2 separate regions of the Homo sapiens genome follow, and region 2 is linked to region 1. Evidence: chromatin loops called from intact Hi-C (ENCODE). Cell type or tissue: GM12878. All regions are shown on one strand. Links, peaks and the distances in the headings refer to the core of each region. The heading gives the core; the rest is flanking DNA. Region 1 overlaps TSHZ2 (teashirt zinc finger homeobox 2). Region 2 overlaps TSHZ2 (teashirt zinc finger homeobox 2).

The links. A loop is a pair of places that touch in the nucleus more often than their neighbours do. Peaks named below come from ENCODE experiments on the same cell type or tissue, not always from the same donor. Only the 100,000 strongest peaks of a DNase experiment are listed, where the experiment ranks them.
Region 2: a loop joins it to region 1, with 2.0 times the contacts of the local background. A loop is called at or near these places in 3 of 110 quality-filtered maps.

The regions. Positions count from the first base shown.
Region 1 is chr20:53,156,504-53,159,420 of GRCh38, forward strand. The region is part of intron 1 of TSHZ2 (teashirt zinc finger homeobox 2); the gene reads left to right. Among named protein-coding and RNA genes, the nearest start is that of TSHZ2, 190 kb to the left of the region's middle. RefSeq lists a silencer at 917-1,036. In GM12878, for the core only: a CTCF peak has its summit at 1,713 (motif pointing right); a DNase peak (open chromatin) is centred at 1,132; H3K27ac peaks cover 740 bases.
Region 2 is chr20:53,000,576-53,003,492 of GRCh38, forward strand. The region is part of intron 1 of TSHZ2 (teashirt zinc finger homeobox 2); the gene reads left to right. Among named protein-coding and RNA genes, the nearest start is that of TSHZ2, 30 kb to the left of the region's middle. In GM12878, for the core only: no CTCF peak of the experiment used is centred there; DNase peaks (open chromatin) are centred at 565, 1,086 and 1,246; H3K4me3 peaks cover 1,194 bases; H3K27ac peaks cover 1,612 bases.

The sequences.
Region 1 (2,917 bases), core at 312-2,811:
CCTTGTGAAACAAGCAGAGCAAAGCTTATCACTCTTTAACCTAAGAAGAAGCTCAAACCAGTTCAGTGATTTTCCCAAGGTTACCCATCCAGCAAATGTCAGGACTAAAACCCAGATCTCATCATGAAGGGCAAACTCCCATGATTCAGAGACGACTGAGGCTTGTGTAGCCCAGAAAGAAAAGAATTGCTCAAGTTTGTCCTACATTTCAGGATGAAAGACCAAATGTCGTGATTTCTACACTGTGCTGAATTAATACTTTTTCTTAATTTTTTTTCTGGCCTACTTCATTTCCCCAATAGGTTATATTCTAAAGGCAGTCAAAGATTATAAGATAACGTTTCTGTAGGTAGGGGGAAATAAGAGCTGTTGAAATGACCTGAGTGTCATCTCTATCTCTGGGGACAGATACCATCTCACGACTTCTATCTGCCTAAGAGAAGTTAAGCAAGAAGGTGCAGAGCTTTATTAAGCAGAGAAACATTAGACCTTTCAGCTGCTTGTGCCATCTAATTACCTGTGACTCCTGGCATCACATGCAAGCTTTATTACTGCATGTGTGAAAACTGCAAGTCCTGCTTTCGTATCTGCCCTTTGAAACTCCTCCAAACATCTACCTCTACTCAATTTTCAGTACAGCTAGAATCTTACCCTCTATGAGCAAAGAAGCTAATTTCTCAATTATGCTTGAAATTTAGTAATTCTAGGAACAATTTTTTTTAGAGCTTAGATCCTTATGGGCGTAAAACACTCTGATTGTGTTTAAGGATTCTACCTTTTATCAGTGTCTCCAGTGGGTTTGAACAGAATTACTTCCTTTGGCAGTTTTCTGGAACTCTCTATAAATTCATTTTACTAATGTTCTGTTGAACAAACCTGTTCTATCCTCCAACATTGAGTTGGTTTTTTTTTTTTTTTTTAGAGACAGGATCTTGCTCTGTTGTCCAGGCTGGAGTGCAGTGGCATGATTGTAGCTCACTGCAGTCTGAAACTCCTGGGCTCAAGCAATCCTCATGCTTTAGCCTTCTGAGTAACTAAGACTACAGGTGCGCACTACCATGCCACGCCCCGAATTGGTATTTTTAAAGAAAGTATTCTCATCATGAAAATTTCTGCTTTGCTATAGGAAGCACTAGATAAAGTTGTTTGGTTAACACCAAGTGAAACTAGTGTTATGTATAGTAATGCATCTCAACATATTTACTCTATTTGATAATGAAACTGATTTACTTCTGCTTTTAGAGAGAGGGAGAGATGAATGGATGGTTCCTTGAGTGTTCTTCATGTATTTATTTATTTATTCAACTCACATACATTAAATACCTACTTTATGTTTCCTAGGCATTTGGGGGTCGCAATAAAGAGTAGTAAAGGTTCCTGACCTCAAGAAGGTTATACTCTAAAGGGAAAGAGTGGTGGGCAGTCACAGCCACAAACCAATGAATTTCAGGTAGTGAACACTGTCATACAGAGAGAAACTGAGAAATTTGAGTGGGGGATTGTGAATTGCTGCTGCCTTGGGTGGATTAGTCAAGGAAGATCTCATTTGAGGAGGCGATATTTGAACAAGATCTGAATGAAGTGAGGAAGGAAGCTGTGGGGCCGTGGAGGGAACAGTGTCCCAGGTGGAAGAAAACAGCCAAGACCCGGAAGTCACCATGGGCTTTAGAGACAGCAAGGAGACCCGGATGTCTGGAGCCGAATGAGGAAGGCAAAAGTGGAAGAGGCCACCAGGGGGCAGACTGTGCAGAACCTATGGGACTTCATAAGGACTTTGGATTTCACTGGAAGAGTAATGGATGAGGCTAGAAGGTTTGGGGCAGGAGAAAAGCATCATCTGACTTACCTGTGAGCAGGTTGACTGCACACCGGTGGATGGACCGTGGTGGGGGTGAGCTGGGAGCAGGCAGGCAGGACAGGGCTGTGGCAGTCGGTAGTGGCTGTGGCTGGGCTGATAGTGGTGGGCTGATAGTGGTGGAGGTTGTGAGAAATGGTTGGATTGTGGGTTAATTTTTGAAGTTTGAGCCTATCAGTGGGAGAACAGGACACTAAGAAGGACAGAGTAAGTGGCGTGTCCTTTAAATGAGATGATCTCAATATCCCCAGAAAGTGGCTCCTGTTTTTACTCTATCAACATCCATTTCCAAGACCCTGCCTCATTGCCTGTCAGAGTGTCGGGCCCTGGAACGCTCCAGCTGTGATAATGTCGTGGCCCTCAAGGACCACCCCCTCCCCAACCATGGAGGGACAAGCTAAATCCCTCCTTCATCACCACCGCCTGTTCCAGGCCACCATGGGTGCACACCCAGACTTCCTGTAGTAGTTTCTCCCATGGCCTCCCTGGCTGGTCTTTGCCTCACCTGCCCACTTTGCACACAAAAGCCACAACAATCTTTCTTTAAACCTTAAAACATTCTTTACATTGACTCTCCCTCTTTTCCTTCATTACATTTATTTTTAAAAGAAATTTTATTTCATAACTATACAGGGAAAATTAGCAGAACTGACGACAGATAGAAAGTAAACATGAAAACAAATACGATAGGTACAAAACAAGGTTGTCGAATTCCAGCTCATTTATTTGACAGCCTCTTACCCTCACAACCATGCTTTGTTATGACCATTATCTCATTTTAATCCTAAGTAAACTGAGTCCCAGAGAGATCAATTGATGTGCCAAAGTTCATAAAGCAAGGCAGGGAATGTACCACCCTAGTTTCCAGAGTTAAATGCCAGGCTGAGCCTGTGTTTTTGTCTTTTCCTCATCCTCTATAGTGGAGTCAGCAAAGTACAGCTCATGGGCCAAGTCCAGCCCAACATCTGTTTTTGGAAATAAAGTTTTATTGGCACACAGCCACTCTTATTTGTTGACGTATTGTCTGTGGCAGCTTCTGTACTATAATGGCAGAATTGAGTA
Region 2 (2,917 bases), core at 102-2,601, 160 kb before region 1:
AAAAATAATAATACAGGCAGTATGGAGATAAAACAGAAATCATGCAAGTTATAGAAATGGGATAAACACTGTTATAGGATCAGAAAGTGGGATGAATAGGGAAAAGTCAAAATAATGGAAACAATTTCACCTGGATGAGAAAGATAGGAGATGAGATGACGGAAGCTTTTTGCATTTTTAATATTCTGTGATTCTCAGTTTCTTAGAACCCTTGTTTTTCAGGACTTTTTGATCTCTTGAGGTCTCTTCCAGCGCTCTGATTCCATGAAAAGTTTCCTCGGGAGATACTGACACAAGCTGGGGGATGTCCAGGGTTCGTTATAGCTCAAGGCACAGTCTTCCTGTGTTTTTCCTTCTGCTGACTTAGAAAGACAGATGAGCAAACCTCAGATGGATTCAGAGGTTTGGTGGGGAAATCTGAGAGGCTCTCTAGTTCAGCCAGGAGTGGAAGAGGGGGACAGCCATCTGATAATGACTGTTGCTATTTTAAGACACAGATAGCAGAGATGAGGAGTAGCGTGATGAAAACTCACATTAAAACAACCAAGAGAGGCACAACAGGAACTCTATGAACCCCAGAGAGACCCGGTCTGGGTTTACAATGACAATGTTGTGTGTGCGTTCATGTGCGTGTGTGTGTGTGTGTGTGTGTGTGTGTGTGTGTGTGTGTGTGTGTGTGTTTGGGAGGGGGTGCTGATATTTTTTTAAATGCAGATGGTTTTGTTCTCTGTAGTTGAAGCTTCAGTTCAGCAGCTCTGAGACAAACAGGAAAGCCTGTGTTATTCTCTACAGGAACACATCAAAGGTAGTTTCTGGCAACAGTCAAAATGTATATCAAGGAAGGAGAAAGGATTCATGACCTGTTTGAACAACTAGTGTTAAAAACACATTCGAGAAGAAATAATGCTAGGTAGAGGATGAAAGGAAAATAGGAGAAAGGAAGACCCCTTGCTTCACTCAGACCTAAAGATGATTGTTTCTCACCATTGCTAGCTTTTTCAAGAATAAGGAAGCGAAAAAATCACCTGTCTCATTTATCATCTGACAGGGGAGCTAAACTCTGCTGGATGAAACTTTTTCTTTTGCCCCAGACTAAATAAAGCCCCACCTCGTCTTCTGTTTCATTTTGAAAGAAAAGAGGTAAAACATGCACAACTAAAACACTTGTTTAAAAGTGTGTGACATTTCAGGAAGGTTTAACGTTACGTATGTCTTCCCTATTGAGTTTCATAAACAGAGTATCATTGTTTGATAGTGGCATAGCTGTGGTTTTGAGAAGGCTTGTCTAGAACGGAGTTCCTGAGCTGCTTGGATGATATTTCACTGCTTTGATGGAGAACGGACTAAAGAACATCATTGTGACCTTTTTATCAAGGCTTAAAGGAAGTATAAAAAGAAAACGGAAGTTGTCAACACTCACCAGGCTCTATTGTGAGGCACACAACCAACCCAGGGAGGAAAATCTAAGGTTGCTTTTGTCACCTTAACTCACATCACTTCATTGTAGTACAAGTGAGAGCCGGAACTTATTGGACACTTACTCTGTGCCACACAGGCTTTGGGTGAATTTTTGCATTTTAATTCTCACCCCAGTAAAGAGACATAATGGTATCCATGTTAGAAATGACAAAGAGGCACACAGTGAAGTCAGGTGACTCGGCCAAGCTTCTGCAGCTGCTTAGAGGCCAGGCTGATCTACCTAGCCAGGGGTACCTGACTTCCAAGCCCGTGCTGTCGACCCTTCTGGTTTAACTCTGAGTAAATTTCATACTTTGTGGAGCGTCCATCAGCCAATCACAATCTAAAAATAATACAAAATGAAAGAAACTGTCATACATTATCTTTTTTTCATCTTCCTAACAAATAAGCTGGCATGATTATTCTTTCCATTACCCTGAAAAATAAACCAAGGCTCAAGGAGAGGTCATGGTCTGCCCCAAACCACAGCCTCCATTCTCTGGCTTGAAATCTTATGCTTTTACCCACCTTTTGATGTTACCTCTTAAGTGATGTTGCCAGAATTAGCAATAAAATAAATTTATAAAAAAGAAAATAAATATTTTTATTTATAAAAAATAAATTTATAAAAAAGAACAGGATGCACAGTTAAATTTGAATTTCAGATAATATAAAAGAATGTTTAGTATAAGGATGTCCAGTACAGTATTTGGGACCTACGGGCAAGCTTTAAAGAACATAAGTTTTATCACATTCTCCAGGTACGACGTGTGTATTAATAAATCAATAGAAGTTTATCTGTGAGCAGTTATCTCAGTTTTTTAATTCCTAAGTCTTCATGTTCTGAAGAAATGGCCATCACCTTGCATTCCCAGGGCCTATTGATTATGAGGCTTCATAAACCTTAGGACTTGAGAGAACAGCTGGGATTCCTTCCCAGTTGCTAACCAATGACTTCATAATGTAATGGACAGCTCTAAATTGTGCTTCTACGTTGTAGACATAATAAGAGACACACTAAAGGACAAATACATTATCTAATAAAGCTGCCTCGAGCTTAAGAGATAACAAAATGTCAAAACTAAATTCTTTTTCTAAGCACTTCCAGTATGAAATTTAGTTCACCGTCCAGGTACTGTCCTTCATTGTGGGGAGAAACATCCTGCCTGTCTACCTGGGGTTCTATTTTATTTCATCAGCCTCCTGTTTTTCTCCAGGGATGGTGTGTGTGTGTGTGTGTGTGTGTGTGTGTGTGTGTGTGTGAAATTTTTTCCTAAATATTAAGTCAGTGCACCTTCCTCGCAAGCGCTGGACAGCTCAGGATCTTATTTTGGAAGCTCGAGGTATGAGCAGGCCTGAGAAAATTGTGGCCCTTCTTTTTACTCCTTCCCTCTGTGAACTTTTGAGAAGATTCCTTAGTGATCGGCTTACACGCTTTCAAACTGGCACGCCTGTAATC